Linked DNA regions of Mus musculus: all the other regions are linked to region 2. The links are chromatin loops, found by intact Hi-C in ENCODE. Cell type or tissue: heart. All regions are shown on one strand.

The links. Hi-C counts contacts between places; a loop is a spot of excess contacts. Peaks named below come from ENCODE experiments on the same cell type or tissue, not always from the same donor. Only the 100,000 strongest peaks of a DNase experiment are listed, where the experiment ranks them.
Region 1: it touches region 2 in a loop (2.8-fold over the local background); 9 of 42 quality-filtered maps call a loop at or near these places.
Region 3: it touches region 2 in a loop (2.7-fold over the local background); 7 of 42 quality-filtered maps call a loop at or near these places.

What each region holds. Positions count from the first base shown.
Region 1 is chr17:86,989,205-86,997,204 of GRCm38, reverse strand. It overlaps Rhoq (ras homolog family member Q), which reads right to left. Exons shown (of 5, transcript NM_145491.2): 3 at 2,482-2,646; 4 at 2,106-2,201; 5 at 1-300. The coding sequence ends at 145. Among named protein-coding and RNA genes, the nearest start is that of Rhoq, 30 kb to the right of the region's middle. In heart, a CTCF peak has its summit at 4,121 (motif pointing right); no DNase peak of the experiment used is centred here.
Region 2 is chr17:86,915,290-86,923,289 of GRCm38, reverse strand. Tmem247 (transmembrane protein 247) reads right to left here and starts at 5,942. Exons shown (of 3, transcript NM_030104.1): 1 at 5,709-5,942; 2 at 4,704-5,039; 3 at 923-1,104. The coding sequence starts at 5,825. The coding sequence ends at 923. In heart, a CTCF peak has its summit at 4,339 (motif pointing left); no DNase peak of the experiment used is centred here.
Region 3 is chr17:87,005,400-87,013,399 of GRCm38, reverse strand. It overlaps Pigf (phosphatidylinositol glycan anchor biosynthesis, class F), which reads left to right. Exons shown (of 6, transcript NM_008838.1): 5 at 4,489-4,597. Among named protein-coding and RNA genes, the nearest start is that of Pigf, 16 kb to the left of the region's middle. In heart, a CTCF peak has its summit at 4,241 (motif pointing right); no DNase peak of the experiment used is centred here.

The sequences.
Region 1 (8,000 bases), 74 kb before region 2:
CAATGAACTCTGTAGAATGCTGAGGACAGGTTCCCTCCCTCCTCAAGTTAAACTGCTTCACTGTAAGAGGTCAGGATAGCGCTGTAGCATTTCAAATGCTTTCTGGGAGAAATGGACAGTTTCCTTGGCCACTAAAGATGTTTCTCACGTAATCAAACAACAGTTTATACATCTTGATCCTATTCTTTTTTTTACTGTGTGTTTCTTTGGAGTTAAAATGGCTATGATAGCCTCATCAAACACAGTCTTCAAACCCTTCTGGGTTAAAGCTGAACACTCCACATAGCAGCATGCACCTATCTGGGAAGGAGGGAAAAAGCCACAGTTACATCAAGGTTTTATACAACTCAGTAACAACACGTTAAAAATATAGCTATATAGAAAGAACCTTATTATGCATCTTCACAATTCCCAGAGGGAGACGGTTGTTAAAATACTAGTGTATGGCCTTCTGGATTTCTTTATGGAAAACTCATTCATCAAATATTAGATAATCGATATATGTTAAGGTCCTGGGGACATGTCAAGGTGTCCTACTGTGTGGCCAGAAAAGGTATACAGAGTAGACACTGGTGATTGCTGGGACAAAGAGCAGCGGGAAACAGGAGGAGGGTGAAGGCCGAACAGTGAGGGGTCCTGAGGAGTTCAAACCCGAGACTGATGCGGGAGATGCTTGCCATATCTAAGATGCAGTTAAAAAGCCAAGGGTAGGCAAGAACACTGCTTTCCCTGTGTAGACCTTAGTCGTTTCCTTGACTGGTTGACTGTCAGGGTTGCTGGGCTGCTCCATCCCTTAATTTATCTCCCTGGCTTCTTCAGTCTACACATTCCCTTCTGGCACTCTAAACTCTGTGCTCACTCCTTTACGGTCTCCTAAGAGCACGGTAGGGTCTTAACGTGTTCTACTGGGTTGTTAGACCTGCCGAGTAAGAAAACACAATTTCTTTTGTTTGCTGGCTTGCTTTTTGAGACAGTTTCCCTATGTAGCCCTGGCTGTCCTCAAACTTACTCTATAGACCAGCTAGCCTTGAACTCACAGAGCTCCACCTTCCTCTGCCCCCTGAGTGCTGAAATTAAAGGCCTATGCCCCTATGCCTAGCTAGAACACACAGTTTCTATTCTTTCTCCTTGGAGTTTCCTCAGACTTGGTGACTTCGGATGAATGTTCTTAGCACTTTTCCACTAGGGTCTATGCCATCTTCTGATTAAATCATTTTATGGTTAATGCCCTACACAGCAATCTGATTACTAATATCCAGTGTAATAGCACGTATTTATGTACTGAGATAACCTGCATTTATAACTTTTGCTTTTATGCATTTAGAAATTACTCCTTTCTCCAAGATTATAAAATCAACGCGAGGAATTCCTGGAGTTGGTGAAATCATTTCTCTTTCCTTGGGGAAATGCTGTCCTCCAGAAAGTTCTCTCGCTTCTTCCTATCTCCTCATAACACAGTTTAAAAGACCTTATTAGATTGCACTTACACAAAAATCCTACTAAAGCCAAAACAGGAAAAATAAAAAAAGAATTAGAGGAATTCAGTAATCTTATAGTCAGTCATATGAAGTGGAAAAGAATCTACCTTTGGGGTAAGGAATAATGTAAATTTAATTAAAAGGCATTATATGTATCTAAATATTTTGTAGAAAACTACCCATAATTTTCTCTGTAACCATAGATTTACATTGTTACCTAATGTCACTTCAACTGCACCTGCAGGCGTGTAAGCTGAAAGCAGAGCCTAATTTGGCACAGTACAAATGTTTAAATAATTAAGAAGGATGTGAAGTCTCCGCCTCTGCCTCGGCTACCTCCTACAGGTGCCTTTAAAGTCATAGTTGTCAGCTTAGCACAGGTGGACAAACATTCAAGCTGGAAGCTCAGCTCTGCCATTTTTTACTGAAAAGTCTCTGGCTCCTGTTACTTAAAGGGTCCCATTCTTTCTTGTCTACAGCCAGGGAAGCAGACCTTCCTCGTGTCAGTGCAGAGCTGATGGGGGTCTGAGAGAGAAACACTCAATAGGGCTGGGACCTGAGGCACAGCAGTGCTCTAGCCTAGCCCTCATCTTCACATCTGCGTTAAGCCCAGCAGGGATTCATTACCTCTTTTGCTAGTTTCTGTCCTTGTTCCACACAGACAGGTTTTTCTTTCATGTCATTCAGTCTTGCTAAAGTTTTGGGGTCATCTCGGAGATCAATCTAATTAAGAAAGATCAATAATGTCCTATAATATGTATTTTAAAAGAAACCAATGCATATAGTCCCATTTAGTCTTCACATATTAAAAAAATACACAAAATAAGATTTTAAAGATACAAATACAATTTGGGGGAATTATTTTAATGTAGAAGTAGGAGAGGAATTGCCCATTTGAAACTTACTTAACACATCACTTGCTAGTCACAGGGTCTTGCTTGAGAGCAATCCCTCCTAGCTAACTATAGACCTTCTTAAATGAGTAAAATCAAAGCAGACACACCTGAGTTCCTATTAACAAGAAGGGGACGTTTGGCGCATATTCCTTTAGCTCTGGTACCCACTCTTCCTTTACATTTTGAAACGAGGCTGGATTTACCACGGAGAAGCATATGAGGAAGACGTCAGTCATGGGGTAAGATAAAGGCCTCAGACGATCATAGTCTTCCTGTGGGGGGGGGGGGGGGGAGGGAAAGTCATTATTTATACTTACCGGTCCACAGATTAATAGCGATAACTATGTTAGATTACAGGGTCAAAAGAACAACCAGGAATGTATCTGTCTCTCTGTGAAGTGAGGTGATTCCACTTGGCTTTGGTTTTCTTCCTTTTTTTCAATAATAATTTAAAAAAATAATACAATTAACAAATCAAATAAAAATGAAGAAAACAGAGGGCTGTGGTGCACACTGCTATAACTCCAGCATTCTGGGGGCGAAGAGAGATGAGGAATTCAGTCAGCCTGGGCTACACAGTGAGATCCCATAGCAAAACATACAAAGAAACACACACACGGGGGCAGGAGGCAATACACTGTGACTCCTGTAGCTCTCACTGACAAGTCTGCACAGAGAACCGAGGCGGGCTCTACACTTAAGTATTCTACTATAATAACATACACTGAAATGTACCGCAAGTATTACAGTAGTACAGGCCTTGACCAACATGGTCTCATGGACTTCATCCTTAAAACTGGATGACTCACATACAGACATGGAAGGAAAAGAACCTGTAAGGACGGACAGCCATAGTAAAGATGCTAGGCTTTAAACTGGGGGCTGGAGTGCGGGGCAGTGCCAGGGTTTGTTGGTGGTGGTTTTGGTTTGGTTCTTTGTTTTTTGTTTTTGGGTTTGTTTGGTTGGTTTTTTTTTCATGTATACTCCCAGAACTGCAGACATTCTTATAGCTACACATGTGATCAAACGATGCCTTCTGCTCTGTGACTACCTTGTGTGGTCTGTCTTGGCAAACTTTCCACACCCACCAAAATATGCTAGACTGTTGTATGGGTTAAACAGCTGCTTCATGACTCTCTTCCTGATAGGTGCTTCAGTCGCTGCCACAAAATGCAGCGACTAACTCATTGTGCATGGACTGTTTTACGTGACACAATACATTCTAGCAAGAGAATGGAGTCAGGGGTCCATTTCTGCCATGGCTGGAGGCGTCTGGTTTCATGGAAACTGGTTTTGGTATAGACCACCTTCTTAAATGACCCACTTCACTACTAGAACAATATAAACATGGAGCTATGAGAGTAATTTCAAAGATGCATTTAGTTTCTGCCTCATTATTTTCCTACTGAAGTACATTCCTTTCATGTCACCTGACACTTTTCTCACCATAATTTTCAATTCCAGCAACTCTCATTTTCCTTGCGAGGGATCAGTTCCAAACTCCCTGTGATATCAAAATCAGCAGCCGCTCCAAGCCCCTTCTTTAATATGGTGCTGTTACTTATATGTAACCTAGACACCCTTGTATACATCTTAAATTGCTGATACATTGTTTATAGTACCCAGTAAAACACAAAGAGTTGTCTTATTATATTTCTTAGTGTCCTGGCTAGTTTTTTTTTTTTCAAACATTTATTTATTTTTATTATATGTAAGTACACTGTAGTTGTTTTCAGACCCTCCAGAAGAGGGAGTCAGATCTCATTACGGATGGTTGTGAGCCACCATGTGGTTGCTGGGATTTGAACTTTGGACCTTCAGAAGAGCAGTTGGGTGCTCTTACCCACTGAGCCATCTCACCAGCCCTCCTGGCTAGTTTTAAGCCAGCTTCACCAAGCTAGGGTCACTGGATGGGAGGGAGCCTCAATTAAGAAAATGCCTAAAATGGTGCTGTTGGACATTTTCTTAATTAGTGACTGATGGGACCATCCCTTGGCTGGTGGTCCTGGGTTCTATAAGAAAGGCTGAGCAAGCCATGAGGAGCAAGCCAGCAAGCAGCCCTCCTCCATAGCCTCTACATCACCTCCTGCCTCCAGATCCCTGCCCTGCTTAAAATCCTGTCCTGGCTTGCTTCCGTGATGAGCAGCAATAGTAAAATGTGAGCCAAATAAACTCTTTGCTCCCCAACATGCATTTTGGTCACAGTGTTTCACTGCAGCACTAGAAACTCTAAGTAAGACACTTGGGAAATAAGAGCAGGATAAAGATCTGCACATGCTATGTATATTTTCACTAAATGTTTTCAATCCACAGTTGGTTGAAATTTCATAGTTGGCTATGAAATCTGTAGACACGAACGAAGGGCAGAGTGTGTAAAGTGGAACTTGTTACGCAGTGTGTATATCTCTCTCTGTGTCTCGTCGATTTAGTCTTTCCAATGACAATGTACTCTAGGCAGCTTTATTCATGTTGCTGACAGTAACTCTATAGTCAGGACAATAGGAAAATGCCATCCCCCACCTCCATGATCTTTATGTTTCTCCTTCCTTCCTTCTTTCTTCTTTTTTTTTTTTTTCATGTGCATGGGTGTTTTGCCTGTATATACCTAATGCCCACCAAGCCAGGGAAGGTGTCAGATGCCCTGGGTCTGTAGTTACACATAGCTTTGAGCCAGCATGTAGATGCTCTACAAGAACCACTATTGCTCTTAACCGCCAAGCCATCTTTCCAGGCCAAGCCTTTACGTTCAGTGTGGAAGTCGCTACTTGCATTTAACTACCTCTGTGCCCTGGGTTTAGAAGTCAGGCCATAGGCAGTAGTGTGGTTAAGTGCCCAGTTTGTTGCTCTTGTGCTGTCCTCCTTTAACTCCTTCTCCTACTCTGGTTATTTTCGGGAAGTAGTGAGGGACTGCTAGGGAAGGGTAAGAGACCCAGGGAGAAAGGAGGACAAGAGATGACCGTTGGGAGGGTGGATACAACCAAAATATAAATAACTGTATGTATGGAAATGTCACAACAAAACATGATTTTCAAGTATAATGTGTGGGGGCTGGCGAGCTGGCTCAGGGGTTAAAAGCGCTTGTTGCTCCTGCAGGGGACCCAGGTTCCATTCTCAGTCCCCACACAGCAGCTCCAAGCCACCTGCAACTCCAGTCCCAAGGGATGGGCCACTCTCTTCTGACCTCTGAGGGTACTAGGTACGCATGCGGTACACAAACATACATGCAGGCAGAAATCCCTACACGTAAAATAAATCTAAAACAAACTGCACAAACCTGTTCTGGAAGAGCAGCTGGAGGGCTAAGTAGTGTGCACTGAGTGCACACTCAGCAGCCTCGTGAGGGCAGGCAGCACAGAGGAGGGTAGGAAGGCAGCCCACACTTCACCACCCCATCCGCCACTCCAGGCTTCTGCGCAAACCAGCGTTTAGATTTCCAATTCTCACAGACACAAAACTACGGGGATTACCCCCCAAGATGACAAGGTGTGAATAAGGGGGTGCACTGAAGTGCCCAGCACCCACCTAGAGCATGGCAGGACTCCTACCAGCTCTAACAGACCTCCCCAACTCCCCAGCAATCCTCCGATGCGCCCCAAAGCCCCGTGCCCCTGGCTTTATCTCCCAGCAGCTATGGAGAAGTTTCTTTACTGAGAAATAAAATTTCCTACACTCTCATCAGAACACCGACACGACAGCAGAGTCTCAAGGGCAAATGCTTTCCTGATGGACAGGAGAACAGTTTGTCATCACGGAATTAACTGGGCACTTTGGAACGCAACCCGCTTAAGACAATTGGAAACAGGAAAGAAGTACATGTAGTTTTTAAGTGTGCCAAGTTGCATATTCACTTGTAGCCAAGTATACTTCATCAGGGAAAGAGAGCTGTGTGCTCCTTCTTTGGAGGGCTGCGAAAAGAAAGAGTAGTCGAACTCAAATTCCCTAGAAATGTTTAGTCACATTAATCCAGCTTGATTTCTTTCATAACCAGGGTTAATCAGGCCTCATTTTCCCCAGTGACAGACATGTGGACATGAGGGAGGACAATCGGATCAAACCTTTCTAGGGATCTATGCAATTGCATTTTTTTGTTGTTGTTAGAACAATTACATGCAGGGAGCTAGGGCCTTAAAAACAGATGGAAGTTGAAAGTTTGCACAGAACTTGTTGGAGTAAATGACGCCTCTTCAGCCTGGACCACCTAAAATGAACTGCTGCTTCCTGCCATCCTGGGCTATTTGAGAATGAGGTCTCTCCTGCTTTCATCCAACTGAGTAATTAGAAGGCTAATAATAGAGAGCAAATTATCCCTCGTGCATACTGTAGCCAGCATCACATAAAACTGCTTCTTCCCATTGCACCGTGTTTACAAGAACGCCAGGTAAGCCGGTGGGTCTTCCAGTAAGGAGAACTGCGGAGCCTCATCTCAGGCTAGAAACCACAAACAGAACACGTGAGAGTTTCACGTACCAGCCCTTACTTTTAAACGACCGAGTGTCCAAGTCAGAGCTCTCAACCAAGTCTCCTGTGTCCTCCTAATTAGCAAACCAATTGTATATATTAGTTTTAATTTGTAACGTAGGTGCTTAAACATTTAACTAGAACATTCATTCTCGGGAGCACAGCTAAGTGTCGTAAAGGGTAACTAGCCACCATCAAAATACTGAATTTCGTTCACAGGACTTTCGGGCTGCCAAGGGGATCCTCTAGCTTCCTACCAGCCGCCTATATACCACAGAGGTTTCCATTTTTAGAAACCCACATTCTGCTAGCTTATTGAGTGGGTTTTGCATTACTGAAAACCAGAACTGATAAAAATTATTATCCACTTAGCACATGACAAGAATCACAGACAAGAGAAGATGCGTGTTCCGAGAGAAAGAGAGACCATCAGGAATGACCGTGAGCTAAAGCGGGTGCCCTGTCTGAGACTCAGGCACACAGGCCCAGCCGGCAGGGCCATGGGCCTTCACCCCTCGGTGGGATTCTTATTCCCTGCATGCAGCCCTGGGCATTCCCTCCCATATGGCTGGTCTTTGAATCTGTTTAAAATCTACATCCAAAGTACAAATACCTGTCACTGATACTGGACAACCTGCCTCTGCTACTCCAAAGCCCTCAGCAAATACTTGTTCAGATTACACTTCATGAAGATGTCCTAAGGATACACACTCACAAATAAAGGACTTAACTGTGCCTTCTGGAGTTTATAATTTAGTTGGAGAAGTCAAGACATACATAGAAAAGGATGATCATAAACAACAACAGGACAGAGTAGAGGCTGGAACGGGTAAATAGATAAACTCCAAGCCAGATTCAACAGCCCCAAGGTGCTTGGGATCGCTCTATAAACAGGGACATGAAGAAAGGACACGACTCAAAACCCAATTTACCAAATATGTTCAAAACGTTCACAAAGGTCTCTTACAACAGATATATGTTTAAAACTCAGGCAATGATGTTTGATGAACAAGTATCTCACTAGGGCTTTGAAAACCAGAAAGCCACATCCCTGAAGGGATGAAACTATAGACTGCCCCACAAACACACAAAAAGTGAGTCCCAAGGTAGACTGCATGGGTGGGAGGTGACACTCAAATGTCAAAAGGCCCTGGCTCTTAGTGCATGG
Region 2 (8,000 bases):
CATTGGGACTACCTAGATAACCCAGCCTCCCTTTCCACAGCAAGGTTCTTTGAGCATGGCTCAGCACTGTAACTGTAGTGGCAGGAATGAATATATTCTAAACCCAGAGACATCTGTGCTCCACCCCTTTGGCTGTCAGACTCCTGAAACAACAGACCACAAGAAACTGAGATTTCCCTAGGAGTCTCCTATCAGGAGACGAAAGCTGAAACCTAGGCCCAGCTCAGGAGAACTTGTCTCCTGGAGAGAGAATTCATACAATTTTCAGACCTTGTAGGAGAGACTAGCTAAGCCAGGGATGATGGGCAGGCAGGGCTGCTTTGTTGTGTACAGCCTTGGCTCTCTATGGAAATCTACCCTTTGTGTTAGGACCCCAGAGTTGCCCCTCTTTCTGGTGTAGCCACACTGAACACAGCCCCCCTCTCTGTTTTTCACTATTGCCTAAGTGGCTGGAGGAGGGCATGTGGCAGAACTCAGTCTGTTAATGCTTCCAGGATGCAGGCTCTTAAATAGCAGCTTTAACAACAGTTTCTTTTGTCACGTGAAGCAACAACTTCAGGATTCTGGGGGTTGGGACAAGGACATTTTTGTTGGGGGAGGGGCTCATGTCAACCTCGCAATTTAGAGGAGAAGAAAAACCGGTGTGAACATGGGATGTGTTGGGATCCAACCTTGGTCACGGATGTGACTCTGACTCTGGAAAGGTTTTCTGGGCCCTCCTTGATTATCTACCCTCCCTCAAACCTGCTAACTTCTGAAGTTCTCCCATGGGGAGGAGACAGGGGTCCTGGCTGTGCATCTCCATGCTCAGGTGTCCACAGCTGGCAGCTGTGCCATCGAGCCGGGTTTCGATGGGAGGGGAGGGGTTTGTGAACACACAGATGGCACTGTAGGCGATGGACGAAGCAGCGACACTTGGAAGTAGGACCACAAGGTTTTAATCAAGCACAGCAAGATGGCTGCCAGACAGAACAGGTAGTGCTTGGAGAAGAGAAAGAAGACCGTCTCCTTGGCAACGTAGATGATGTGGATGAAGATGAAGCAGTAGAAGAACATGGCGAATTGGTTCTGGGGGAGCAAGAGGTCCTGGAGGCTTCCTGAGAACTGTGGGAAAGAAGAGAGCAGAGCTAGCAATACCACAGCTGGACTCAGTCCTGTCCTGAACTCTGGGGTGACCTCATGGAAGTCCCTGTGTAGTGAGACCTCCTTCCCAAGAGCACGAGGAAGGAGAAAATAAAGGAAGATATTTCTAGTGAGATCACTGGTGCATTTTCTCTCTTGGGCTTGTGTTCTCCCTTGTGAGCCCAGGCACTAGGCCACCGAGGCCCTTTCTCGGCTCCATTTTGCCCTGGGGTTACCCATGTGAGAAAGCTCTCAAGGACTTGCAGGTTTTTCCCAGATCTGGGCTCTGGATCTTAGAAATATTTTTTGGATATTGTTTCCTCATAGGCTAGCTTTCTGGACAGTGGCACTCTGAAGGGGCATGCCTTAGCACAAGTCCTCACGTATGTCACATGGTTAGTCCGTAGCCCTCCACCCTTGGGTAGAGGCTCTTTCCTGGGGCAGATGGTTAGAGTGATGGGCCCTCTTGACTCCACGGGGTGTTGGGGTTTTAGACAGATCTGATTGTGAGTTGTTCTTTTCTGAAGTCAATAACTGGGCTCAGACCGACCCTATTTTAACTGTTATCCGTGTATGAGGCAAAAACTGATATAAACATTTTAATCTGAACTAAAGAACTTGGCATGGTTTCTGCTCTACAGTAGTTTTTAGGATGTCATATTTTTAATGCTAAGTGGCAAGGACTGAGATGCCCCAAACTAGTGACAAATACTAGTCCAGATAAATTCATTATAGTTAAATTATTCATCCACTCATTCATCTCACTTTCTCTTCTCTTTCCCTCCAATCACTAAGAAAAAGAGATTATGGAAGGTTCCACAACCAAGCCAAGGCCCCAGTTTCACCCCCTTTTAGTAAATGAATCACAAATAAAACACTTTGGTAAACCATTCCCAAGGGTACAGACTTTGAATACATTATTGCTGAAAACAGATGCAGAAAAAATGAGAAGGCAACTATATCAAGAAACAAAGCTAAGGAGGGGAGAGTGATTTCAGCTATGTGGCTGCCACGGAGGACACCCAATGGAAGGCCGGAGTGTCCAGTGTCCTCTACACGGGGCGCTCTGTGGTCAGGGCTCCATGTTGACTTCCACCACACTCTCCAGCCTATATGTTGTTAGCCTGAATGAGGAAGGGAAGCCATCATGGTGGTGTGTGTGTGGTGTGTGTATGGTGTGTGCGTGTGTGTGTGTGGTGTGTGCGTGTGTGTTATATGAGCGTGCACACACAAATACATATTTGTAGACTTTTTCAAAACACTTCTCATGGTCTATCTTTTAAAAAGGCAGAAGAGTCAATGCTAAGGATTTTCCTTTCATCCAGCAAGGAGAAATATTGGGAGATGTGGTCCTTACAATACTGGGACCACTTATTTTCCCTGCTAATCTGACAGGACCTAGAGTCACTTAGGTGACAATCCTCTAGTGTGCCTATGAGGTTATCTAGATTAGGTTAGGTTAACTGAGATGGACAGACCCCCTCCCCCCAACTGTGGACAGCATCATCAGGTGGGTTGGGGTTCTGGACTGAGTTATCTGAGCGCCTGTGACTAAAGCAGTGTGACCAGCAGCTGCCTGCTGCTCCTGCCGCTGTGACGACTGTCCCCTGGAACTGTGAGCCAAAACTGACTCTTCCTTAAGCTGCGTTCTTCAGGGACTCTGTCGCAGCAACCAGGCAAACTAATAAAAATACCATGCCTGATTTAAATAGTTTATGGCTCAATTTTTTTCTTGGACACTGACAAAAATCTAAGAACTTGGAGAATTGGAAAGTATCAGGAATGTATGAGTATTCTAGAGAAAGGCAAATGTTTTCTAGATATTAGAAGAAGGAGAATATATTTCAGATGTTCTAATTCAGTAAGCTTGGCTTGGCTCAGTGATTTTTTTTTATGTATAGTAAGCAGGTATCTGTGCTTTTTTTTACAAAAAATTTTTTTCTTATGAAAGAATAATTAGTAAGCCATCATGTGTTCACGGAGGACAAGTCCTGTCAGACCAACCTATCTTCTCTTTGAAGAATTGACCAATCAATAAGACAAATGATTCAGGTAGTGCAGTTCCTTATTCTTGGAAGCCTCCCGACACAGGGCTCAGGACAGGTTTCTTGGGCATGCTGCAGAACTGTGAGCAGGAGAGAATGTATCGGTGCGGCACTGATGGGTGGAGCCGCTGATAACCTGCAGTGAGATCTGCAATGGGATTTAACTTTAGGTCACACCCTTCTCAACAGTTACAGCCGTAGCTGAGATCATGACAACCTTCTCAGAATCCAGGCTGACTCAGAGCTGGGAAGTGGGGCTGATGCATCATATCCCAAGGAGACCGAGAAGTGATGAATGGAAGTCGTTGCACTCGGGTCAAGCAGTGAACTGCGTGAGTTCATAAAAATGGTAATAGCTAGCGATTACTGAGCGCTTATCTCATGTGCTGGTCCACTGAAGAGCAGCGTCCACGCACTCCCTCTCTCATCCTTTACAGTGACCCATGAGACAGGTTCTACTTTAGTGATGAGCAGACCAAAGCTCGAGGGGGAGTAGCAATGTGTTCAAGGTTAAGTGGTTTAAAAACAAAATCTTAGCGCCTGAGTTTTTTTACCCAGAACCTATGACTTCAGAGACCAGGAGGCACTTCTTTTAAGTGGTGACATCTTTCATCACAGGGTGTTTAGAATAGTCTGGCCACAGTGTTAAGTACCCCAGGTGGCATTCCATCCAATTTTTCTTTTAAAACAAGGTCTCACATAGCCCAGTCTTGCCTCAAACTTACCATGTCACCTTGAACTGATTATTCTGCCTCTACTTATGTTTAGTTGATGCTGGAGACCAAACCCAGGGCTTCATGCATACTACTCAAGTACTCTGCAGACTGAGCTAGACCCCATCCCTCAGATGAGCACTCTTGTCTCCATGTAGCATGGTAGGGGCTGAGCATCTATTTCTTGTAAAGAGAATGTTGCTTTGGTTGGTTCTAATAAGTAAGGTCATGTGTCCAACAGAGAAAACGGATAAAAAAAGGATAGGTTTCTGTTATCATTCAATAGTCAGGCGACAGGAACGACTGGCACATCTTAGAAATAAAAGTACTGGAAAGGGGAGGGAGAGATGGCTCCAAGGTTACGAGGGTTGGCTGATCTTCCAGAGGTCAGTTCAGTTCCCAGCAACCACATGATGGCTCACAACCACCTACAATCTGGTGCCCTCTCCTGGCATGCAAGTGTACATGCAGGCAGAACACAGATTTATATATAATAAATCTTAAAATAACTTTTTAAAAACAGTGGCGGAAAGCCTGTCATAGTATGAGTATTGGACACGAAGAGACCATCAAAAGGGATTCTGGGTAGAGGATGTGGTTTCAGGATATCTTCTACTCTCAACTCTCTTTAGAGGCTTGAATCTAACATAGCAGGGAAGCTAATCACAGGGGCAGTGGTCTCAGGCCATCCTGCAAACCGATCCAGGCACCAGTGGGTAGAGGCAGCTACATGATGCTCACCACCTCTCAGCCAGACCTGGGACCAGCAGACAAGATGCATAGCCAAGCCAGTACAGCCACAGCCCAGAGCCCACTCTGCTACCTGGTGAGGCAAAGCCTGCTGCTGCTGCTGCTGCTGTTGCAGCTGCTCCATCACTTCCTCATGCTGCCTCTGCCGCTCGTTCTCCTGGTGCAGGTACTTGAGGAGCGTCAGTTCAAACTCCATGCGCACCTTCTCCAGCTCCATCGCGTTGCGGTGTTCTGTCTCCAGGGGCAGGGGCAGCTCTACGGACTCCAGTCCAGGTCCATCGCCAGCCTGACCCTTGGCGTTTGGGCCGGACTTTGGAGGCAATGACCTAGGGGGCCCCGGACAATCTCTGTCCTCACAGATCCCGTTCTCTTCCAGGGTAGGCAGTTCTAGTTTGGGGACTTCTGCATCCTGGGATGGAGAAGAAGTGGGGTGATAATGGGGGAGTCAGTGTGGGGCTCCCTACAACCACACCCTCTGCTCCGAGCTTCAGGAGCCTGGGGTGTGTTGCAAAGACTACCTAGACGGGGTGTTTGCTAGAAGTGTATATAACAGGGGAAGGTGAACTCCCATGAAGGGCGAGTGCCCAAAAGTTGTGAGGCATTGGTGGATCAGGAAGGTGTCTGCTCAGGTCTACTCTTTATCACCCTGGAGGTCATTTTCCCATCCCCCACCCTTCACCTAACTGTCAGACAACAGATCTTTCAGGAGCTCCAGAGTGAGGAAGAAGCCCAGGTGTTGAAAGAACCAAGCAACACATATATATGTATATGTTTGTTTGTGTGTGTGTGTGTGTGTGTGTGTGTGTGTGTGTGTGTGTGTGTGTGTGTGTCCTGTCCACAGAGGGAAGTAAGGGCCTCAAATGAGAGACAGAGACAAAGTTTCACTCAACCTTACAATCCTGTAAAGTTTTTCTGGTTCCCGGTGTCAGCTGGGAACCAGTTATAGGGATATAGGGGACACTGTTCTTCTTGTCAACTGAATCTTCTAGCACATGTGAGCAGACTCTAAGGCTTAGAGCCCCTTACCCCTGACCCCCAGTGGGATGGATGGGGCAAATCAAGAGAGGGGTCCTCTTACCAAAGAGGCCTTTGGCTTGCCTTCAGGCATGCTGTCAACAGGGGCCACCTTGGAGAGTGTGGGGCAGCTTTCTCCTGCCCCTCGGGCTTCCATCACCTCCCTGTCCTCCATCGCCATCCAGATAACCACCGTGCTGCGGACCAGGGCCACAGGACATCTTTTAAGACAATACCATTTGGCTTCACCAGGTTCTGACCACCATCACAATCCCTATCCTCATAATGGCCACATTCCAGTTGCCAGGGCACTTTTGGGAGAGGCTGTGACACCTTTGAGGAGTCTTGGTGAGGACAGAAGGTGGAGGGGCAGCAACATAGTTCAGCGGTGTGGACACCTGCGGCAAGTCTGAGAACCCGAATTTAATCCCCGAGGCTTACACGGTAGAAAAAGAGAACTGATTGCCCACACGCACGCTGTGGTGTGTGTGTGTACAGCACACACCTCCAAATAAATATATGTAATAAAAAAATTACCCCCAGTGAAGGCTGGGCTCTTACCCACAGGGCTTCGTGAATACCAGAGCGCCTCCTAATGGTGCCGGAATCCAACTGTGGAAACCCATTCTCCTGGGCTCTCCTTTAAATAGAGTGAGTTTATGTTGGGGTGAGTTTGTTTCCTCTCCCGACCTTAAAGTCTTACCCCAATGCCTCAGAATGTAGCTGTATTTGAAGGTGGGATCTTGATGGAAATGACCGCCTTGAAATGATGTCACGACAACAGTCTGAATCCAATGTGACGAGTGTCTTTAGCAGAGGGCAGCAATGAGCCAGAGGGAAGACGGTGCCGACACAGCGCGACAAACCTTGGGCTGGTTCCCCTGGGGAAACAGAGTGACAGGTGACAGGAAAGAAACGTGGGAATCAGCTCGAGAGGTTATAGAGGTGAAAAAGCCCACAGTCTCATTCTCCGTTCTATCTTGGTTTACTGAAGATCTCGGTGGACGAGGCCCACTCACACTGGGTGGGAGTCTGCTTTTCTTACTCCGTTTCCTGCAAGGTTAATGTCTTCTAAAAACACCTTCAGAAATAGACCTATAAATTACGGCCATTCAGCCGACGAAGCACCCTAGGGTTGGCCCAAGTCATGTTGAGCGCACAGCGAATGACTACAGGCTGGATCAGAGCCTCTGTCTCCGCGTTGTAAAAGACTGCTGCTGCTTTCATCCTAATGCCTAGCCTTCCGAACACCGACTGTCAGCATCAGCTGGTTGAGCCACCCGATCCAAGAAATCCTCTCCCTGGGGAAGGAGTATGACCTGACCTGCAAATCCCAGGAAGAGTGTGTAGTGGAGGAGAGGATGCCGGGAGACCGGAAGTAGACTTTGTCTTCTTTGGGTTTATAAAAACACACTTAACAAAACCCTTTCAATAGATGGAGTCAGGGTCACAGTGTGGAAGGAGAGCATGCTACATTTGAGTCCGGACTCGGTTGTTATTATCAGCTGTGTGACCAAGAGAATTGTTCTATGAATCTGATGTTTCGTGCCTTCACTTATGGATGGGAAAAGTGAGAAAGACAACTCACTACAGTGCAGTACTAACAAAGGAAATGATGTATTCCATACAGGACTAAGGAATGATTGCCACCACAATTAGTGTAATAATGGTGGTGGTGGTGATGGTGATGATGGTGGTGGTGGTGATGATGATGATGAAGATGATGGTGCTGGGACTTTGCTATGGCGTGAAATAGAATTCAAATCTACCCTTTTGGAGCTGGAGAGGTTGCCCTGTTAAGACTGCTCTCACAGTTTGCTGCTTATGCAGAGGACCTGAACTTAGTTCCCAGCACTCTTGCCGGGCAGCCCATACCTTCCTGAAACTCCAGTTCCAGAGGATCTGCTGCCCTCTTCTGGCCTGCGTGGACACCAACAAACCTGCAGACACATGGTGCATAAGTTAAAATCTGTAAACAACTTCCTTTCTGTGTATGTGTACGTGTAAAGTATGATGTGTGTGTTTACATGCATGTGTGTGGGTGTCTTTCTACATCACTCTGCACCTGATCTATGGAGGCAAGGTCCCTTACTGAGCCAGGAGTTGGTTGGTTTGGATAGTCGGCTACCCAGATTGCCACAGGGACCCCCTGTTTCTGCACCCAGGCTATGACTCTCGGGGAGGTGGCGGGGGGTGGTGGGGAATGCCCGCTGGATAACCATCCATTTCCATCCCTGCATGTCTGTTCTTGCTCAAGAAGGTGGCCATCCGTGGAGTTGCATTAGTTAACCACTAATTCATTAATGACGCTGAGAGCGTCATTTCTTCTCTCTGGATGCATCTGTCACCGCCCGTG
Region 3 (8,000 bases), 90 kb before region 2:
TGGTTATGCTGTAGTATAGACAGCGGGTGCTTCTGGTTATGCTGTCGTATAGACAGCGGGTGCTTCTGGTTATGCTGTCGTATAGACAGCGGGTGCTTCTGGTTATGCTGTCGTATAGACAGCGGGTGCTTCTGGTTATGCTGTCGTATAGACAGCGGGTGCTTCTGGTTATGCTGTCGTATAGACAGCGGGTGCTTCTGGTTATGCTGTCGTATAGACAGCGGGTGCTTCTGGTTATGCTGTCGTATAGACAGCGGGTGCTTCTGGTTATGCTGTAGTATAGACAGCGGGTGCTTCTGGTTATGCTGTAGTATAGACAGCGGGTGCTTCTGGTTATGCTGTAGTATAGACAGCGGGTGCTTCTGGTTATGCTGTCGTATAGACAGCGGGTGCTTCTGGTTATGCTGTCGTATAGACAGCGGGTGCTTCTGGTTATGCTGTCGTATAGACAGCGGGTGCTTCTGGTTATGCTGTCGTATAGACAGCGGGTGCTTCTGGTTATGCTGTCGTATAGACAGCGGGTGCTTCTGGTTATGCTGTCGTATAGACAGCGGGTGCTTCTGGTTATGCTGTCGTATAGACAGCGGGTGCTTCTGGTTATGCTGTAGTATAGACAGCGGGTGCTTCTGGTTATGCTGTCGTATAGACAGCGGGTGCTTCTGGTTATGCTGTCGTATAGACAGCGGGTGCTTCTGGTTATGCTGTCGTATAGACAGCGGGTGCTTCTGGTTATGCTGTAGTATAGACAGCGGGTGCTTCTGGTTATGCTGTAGTATAGACAGCAAGTGCTTCTGGTTATGCTGTAGTATAGACAGCGGGTGCTTCTGGTTATGCTGTTGTATAGACAGCGGGTGCTTCTGGTTATGCTGTCGTATAGACAGCGGGTGCTTCTGGTTATGCTGTAGTATAGACAGCGGGTGCTTCTGGTTATGCTGTAGTATAGACAGCGGGTGCTTCTGGTTATGCTGTAGTATAGACAGCAAGTGCTTCTGGTTATGCTGTCGTATAGACAGCGGGTGCTTCTGGGTACAGACAGGTGAGGCTGTGCCTCTTAGGGACTCTTCTGGTGCTGTCCTTGTTGGAGGTGGCAGAAAACGAGAGCTTCCTTCCCTTGTGCCTTCCTACCCTGATTACTGAGAAGGAGACTAGGTCACTGTGGTCAAATTAGTCTAATCATCATATCATTAACATTCTGTGGTTAATTTACTATTGCATGCTGTTATCACATTTTCACAGTTGTAAGTAAGGTGATATTTGTTTTAGCAAACTTGAGCAAGGGGCTTTTTGTTTGTTTGTTTGTTTGTTTTTAACAATTGAAAGTAATGTGAGGTACATCTTCGTTTCAGCAAAATTTAAGCAAGAGTTGCTGTAAACTAAATTCTTGAAATAGAACCCGGGATCAAAGGCAGCTGGTTGACACTGTCCAACTGAGATCTAATACTAAGATTCTAATACCGCTCCATAGATTTTTCTCACCAACACAACAGCCGTTCTCCGACTCATTGTCAGGTCTCCTTGCTTTTTATGAATCTACAGGGCTGCTTCCTACTGGGCCTCTGCCAAGGGCGCAGACGGTACCATAATAGCTTCATCTGGTTTCTGAAGGATGCATAAACCCCGGCCAGGATTTTTTTTAAAGTTTGAATCCTGGATCCACCATTTACTACATTTAGCTGAGTATTACTATTGAGTCACAGAGAGAGCATCTACCTTGTTCTTCTCCATTCTTTCCCTCTGACTTAGAATTTTTTTAAAAAAGGCATAAAATAACATCCAAGGTTGAAAATACAGATTCATAATAGGAAAAAATAGAGCCAGTTAAGATGGGAAGCGGCACCAAAGCGAGTTTACTTGTCGTATCTGAGCAAACAGTAGCCAAGACAGCTTGCCCATGGGAAGAGTGAGCGAGAGAAACAGAAGTGGTACAGCAGCCAGGAAGGGAAGGTGGGGCTGCAGCAGAGCAAGAGGCACAGGAAGATGAGTAATGTGATGTGGGAGAAAACGGCCCTGCTCAAACCAGGCAAATCTCACACGGTCTACCAGAAAACATGCTATTATGCAGATTAATTTAATAAAAAGAGCAAAGATGAAAACATCAGCCAAAATGAAGACCAGATTGCAGAATCAATGCCATAAATTCAGAACCTAAACCACATGTATAAAACATACATTAGAAATATCCAGAAGCAGCTGAGTAGTGCACACATTTAATCCCAGTACTTAGGAGGCAGAAGCAGGCAGATCTCTTGAGTTCAAGGCCAGCCTTGTCTACATAGTGAGTTCTAGAACAGACAGGGCTAGGCAGAAAGACCCTGCCTCAAAAACAAAACAAAACAACAAAAGAAATATCAAGAAGTATAAAGCAAGTTAGAAAATCAAATTTTAGCATGAAGGAAAGGTTTGATCTAATCAGAATGAATAAGGGATACAAAAGGAGTCAGGGAGGATAAAGTCCTTAGAGAACATGAGATCCAGAGAAGAGACAGAGGAGGATAAAGTCCTTAGAGAACATGAGATACAGAGAAGAGACAGAGGAGGATAAAGTCCTTAGAGAACATGAGATACAGAGAAGAGACAGAGGACAGTCGTTAATGTGCTCCTGTGGTGCAAGGGAAGTTTAAAGAGAGTTCTGACTGAAAGTTATTTATCTTCTAAGTGGCTCATTATGCCAAGAAGATAGTAGAATGAATGAGGGATACAGAGGTGAGGACACTGTAAGAGTAACACGAGGGGAAGCGTGGAAGAAGCGGAGTGGAGAAGATGTAATTCCCCTAACAGCCTCACTGTTTCAGCTGCCCTATGTTGGAGCTGTCTGTCTTCTCAGGGGCTCCCTTTCCCACAAACTTCCCAAAGGCACGGTCTTATCCAACAGTTATAAGTGCAGAGAGAAATGAAATCTTGAAATATAATACATGAAACATTTTTTTCTATAGGGTATAGAAATTAGAGGAGGAGACTTCATTCTGATTTTAAAGCTATGTAAGTTATTTTTAATAAATATGTTTTCTTAAAAATACAGGCTACAGAATTTTTATAGTTTTATAGATCTTTCTTTCTTTCTTTCTGTCTTTCTTTCTTTCTTTCTTTCTAACGTTTATTGTATGTAGGACCACAAACACTCATGGATATGCCAAACAATCAAAATTGAAGTCAACCTCGTGAATATTTGTACTTTTTACTTTAATAAGCAGAGGTCGGTTACGAATGTGCTAGAATAATGAAAGGACTGTGAAGGGAATTGTTTCTTGCCACCAATGGCTCTGATCACATTGTTAGCTTAATTAAAATCCTTCAGTGGTTTCTGTAGCATGACTTTAATGCAGTCTTAAGTCTACTGCATTGAGATACCATTTCACACTGGCTAGAATGACTATAATCCACAGATAATTAGGAAGATGTAGGAAAAATGGACGCTTCACACATGACTTGAGAAAATCAAATGTTTTGGCTACTTTAGGAAACTATTCCTCAAATGATTAAACAGCAGGTGACCTGGCTATTTCTTTCTAGGTATAATGCCAAGAGAGATGAGAACACATGTCCCTACAGTGATTTGTACATAAATTTTCCTAGCAGCATTATATCTAACCCCAAAGGGCAGTACAGCTCAGATGCACATCCACTGTTGGCTGGAGGAGTAAAATCGGCAGTATCTATACAAGGATGTGTGACCCACTGGTACGACTGGAGTGTCAGCACACACATGCCACACCATAGAGGAATCTTGGAAAGAGTATTCTAAGGGAAAGAAATCAGTAAGAGCATTCGTGTCACAGGTGCCCACTTACATGAAATACTCAGAGCAGGCAAATCCAGAGACATAAAATAACTCGGTTGCTTAGGGCGATGGGAAAGAGAAATGGAGACTTATTGCCAATAGGTGAATACTTTCTTTTTATAATGATTATAGTATTCTAAACATGATGCATTTAATAGGGAAAATACATACGTACACACATTTCATATATGCAGTTATGCATAAGATAAAATTATGTGCATTCTGGAAAGGCGTATAACTTGAAATGGCAGTTAGCTGTGGGGAAAGGACTCAGGAGCTGTGATAAGAGGATATGTTTGTTGTTACCGTGCTGTTTTGTATTGTTTGCCTTTCACAGTGCACATGCAGTACCTTCCCAGAGGAATGACATTTGCATCTTCAAGGTTCTGTCATTTTTTTAAAAAGATTTATTTATTATTATGTATAAGTAGACTGTAGCTGTCTTCAGATGCACCAGAAGAGGGCATCAGGTCTCATTATGGGTGGTTGTGAGCCACCATGTGGTTGCTCATGCTGAACACAGGACCTTAAGAAGAGCAGTCAGTGCTCTTACCCGCTGAGCCATCTCACCAACCTGGTTCTGTCATTTTGAGCTGATTATGTTAAATGAATGAAAATTATATGTGTAGCATCAATTTGTTCAAGTGCTTGTGTGGTTTCTAGCTCTTAACGACATAATCTGCCAATGACGTATGTGTTGTGTCTTGCAGAGTTACATCTATTTGGGAGAATAGTCTTCAGATCACTACAATTTCTAGTTTCACAGGAGCGTGGCTTGGAGCATTTCCTATTCCACTGGATTGGGAAAGACCGTGGCAGGTTGGTTTCAAAGACTTTAACAAAATGCGTGTTGGCCCAGCAGTAGGAAAGCCGGTGAAGAAAGCTGGATGTGATGCAAGGTATTCATTGCTGACAAGATGAGGGAAGGCAGAGCAGTCTAGGTGACAGCTCACGGGACCTGACCCAGTGCCATAGGCGCCCATGTTGGCTGCCATCTACTATCCAGCTGCTTCTTCTGTATGCAAACGTGAATGCTTCTTTTTAAAACTCTGTGTGCGTGCGTGTGTGTGTGTGTGTGTGTCTCTCGTATGCATGTGTGTACTTATGTGTGTGCTTATGCATTTATCGTGTGAAGGTTAGAGGTTGGCATCCAGTGTCTTCTGTGGCTCACATTTTCATTTTGAGACAATCTCTCACTCTGCTGGAGATTACGTAGCTAGGCTGTTTAACCGTCATATCTCTGGGATCCTCCTGTCTTCACCTTCTCGCACTGAGATCACAAATGTGTATCACCGTGGCTTTTCACATGGCTGCTGGTGATCCAAACTCAGGATCTTGCAGAGCAGTCACACCCTGGCCCCTGTTCTTAAACTTAGCTTATTTTCCAATACATGCAGAAATGCTTCTCCTCCTCCTCCTCCTCCTTCTCCTTCTTCTTTTCTTAAGTTATTACACTTCTAATCTTAGATTGTATATTCTTATCTAGGTTGATGGCCACATTGAATACTTACCTTGAAATATATTAAAAAGCATATTGCGAAGTAATTTTTTAAAAAAGCTTTGCCACGTCTTTATTTATTTTATGTGTGCATGTCTGTGGGTGCATGCATGCTAGAGTGCGAGAGTGGACATCAGAATAGGTTCTTGCCTTCCACCAAGTGTGTTTTATAACCAGCAAGCAGGTTATTGGGTTTAGCAGCAGGTGCCTTTACCCACTGGGCTGTCCTGTCAGCTCCCAGCATAATTTTAAAAATAAAGGCAAGTGATTTGAGAGGAAGCCTGACAGTACACTGACAGTACACTGAGCCATACCCCCACCTTTGGTGCTTTGACGCAAGAGCTCATGGCTTAGCTCACAACCTTGAGCTTGTTCTGTCATCCAGACCGGCCTGAAACTTAGGCCCCTTACTCCTCCTTTGCCATTGGTACAAAGCTCATGTGTCACCACCCAGCATCGTTATCTCAGTTTTTAAAATATGGTTGTTTTGAGACAGTATCTTAGGTAGCCCAGGCTAGCCTTGAATTCATTTTGTATTTGAGGAAGGCCTTGAACTCCTGATCCTCATACTTTTTGTTCCCTAGTTTTGGAAATTATAGATATATGTTAGCATGCTCTAGTATTTTCTGTTGTTGTGATAAGCCACTGACCAAAAGCAGCGTAGGGGAGGATAAGCAGCTTTATGTGGCTCACACTCCAGGCTGTGGTCCATCAGGGAGGAAGGTCAGGGAGGAACTTGAGGCAGGACCTTGATGGAATACTCTTTGATGTCTTGCTTGTTTCTAGGCTTAAGCTTAGCTAGCTTATGGGATGGTGCTACCCACAGTGGATGGGCCCTCCTGCATTGATTAACAATCAAGGTAGCCCCCACTGACATGTCCATAGGCCAGTCTAAACTGAGAAATCCCTCCGTTTAGTTTTGCTTTTCTTCTCAGATGACTCTATGCTGTGTCAGGTTGACAATTAAGACTAGCCAGGGCACTCCATACTTTGTCAACATAAGCACATCACTGTAATACCATAACCTTTCCTTTTTTTTTGTCCCCAAAATCCTGTTTCATTCATTTCTAACTGTTTTAGACTGTGCTTCTTTACTCTATAGTTATTTATAATGTAATAAACCTCACTGTGATCATCTCCCTTACTGCCAGTGCTTTACTGTAACGCACTGATAAGCACACTTGAGTCTACAGCAGCGTGAGTTTTCCCTGACACTTTCTCCTAAAAAGAACAGTGCTATTAAAAATGAATGTGCTTTTTTCCCAATATGAAGAGAATGTTTTTCTTGTCTCAAAGAGAAGATATATTTGCCTTTTACATTTAAGCTGTGTTTGTTAATAATTATAGAAAGTTACAATTAGCTTTTTTTTTTCACCTACTGGGTGAACACCATCATTTCTGTTCTGATGGTAATTTTTGCAGCCCATTCTCCATCCGTGCTGTTCATCATGTGCGTGTTTTTAATGCGTTTTCCTCTGAACTTTATATTATGGTGTTATTGTGTATTAGTGAAGAATTACATAACTGGAACATTAATTTTCTTAAACCATTTTTAATGAATGGGCATTTAGGTTGTTTTCAGTTCTCACTGGTAGTAGCATCAATTTTAAGCATCCTACTTAATCATATATCCACGTTTGCTGAAATCGTAAATTCCTAGGTAACAGATGGGTGGGACTGAATCTTTGATGCTCACTGACAGGACCTGAGTTTTCAGGTGAGCAGAGTGCCTGGTTTTAGGTGCATTTCTGTGCCTCACTTAGACGCTGTCTCTCCCACAGGGCTGCGCTTTCCTTTTGCTCTCAGTCAGTCTGCAGTCTGCCCTTTCTGACTGTCATGTGCAGGTCTGGGAAGGTGGGGGGACTGTGGTGGTTCTCTTGTCCTTGTGGAGGCTTTAGTGCATGAAGCAAGTCCGACCCCCACTTGGTGATCTAGCTGGCATCTCGCTTCATTCGACTGAAGAGTGCCAGCACTTAAGTTATTGAAAAGGGCACAGGAATTGTTTCGGACTACTAGACTCATGGCTTTCAGTTAGTATAATTAAATCTAAATAGAGAATGAGCTTTAGTGAGTTGATAAAATGTCAGTTTGTATATACATTGCCTATTTTATTGCATAAAAGTTTGATCTTACACGTTTAGAACGTTCTTACAAGATTACAAAAGTAGAAACTGAATTGTGGAAAGCAGATGTGCTGACTAAAGCATGTGTTTTAAGTTTGCTTAGAAGACATTAATTACAGTTCAGTTTTCCATTTTTAGATTATTTAGGCTTTTACTACTAATTTTTCTCCTCCAGTATTTACTTACAATAAAGAGTGAACTAGATTTAAATTAACATCTGATTTTTAAAACACTGTAGCTTTCCCTTGACTTATGGCATTGGGAGAAGGTGTGTCTTTGACGAAAGCTCACTTTGTAGCCCAGGCTTGCCTAGAATTCTGTAGGTAGCCAAGGCTGGTCTCAAACACTTGATCCTGTTTTCAGCAAATCCCATGTCCTGGGATTGCAGGCATGGGCCATCATGCCTGGCAGAACTGACTTTATCTTTGAAAGTGTGTGTAAGCATGCCTGGTACTGCACATGTAGAAGTCCGCTGACAGGCCTCAGTACCACTGCATACACCAGGCGAGCCTGCTCTTCTAGCTTCCAGGGATCTCCTGTCTGCGCTCCCATGGCCTAGGCTGGGCAACTGTGTGCAGCTTTCTGTGAGTTCTGGGGATCA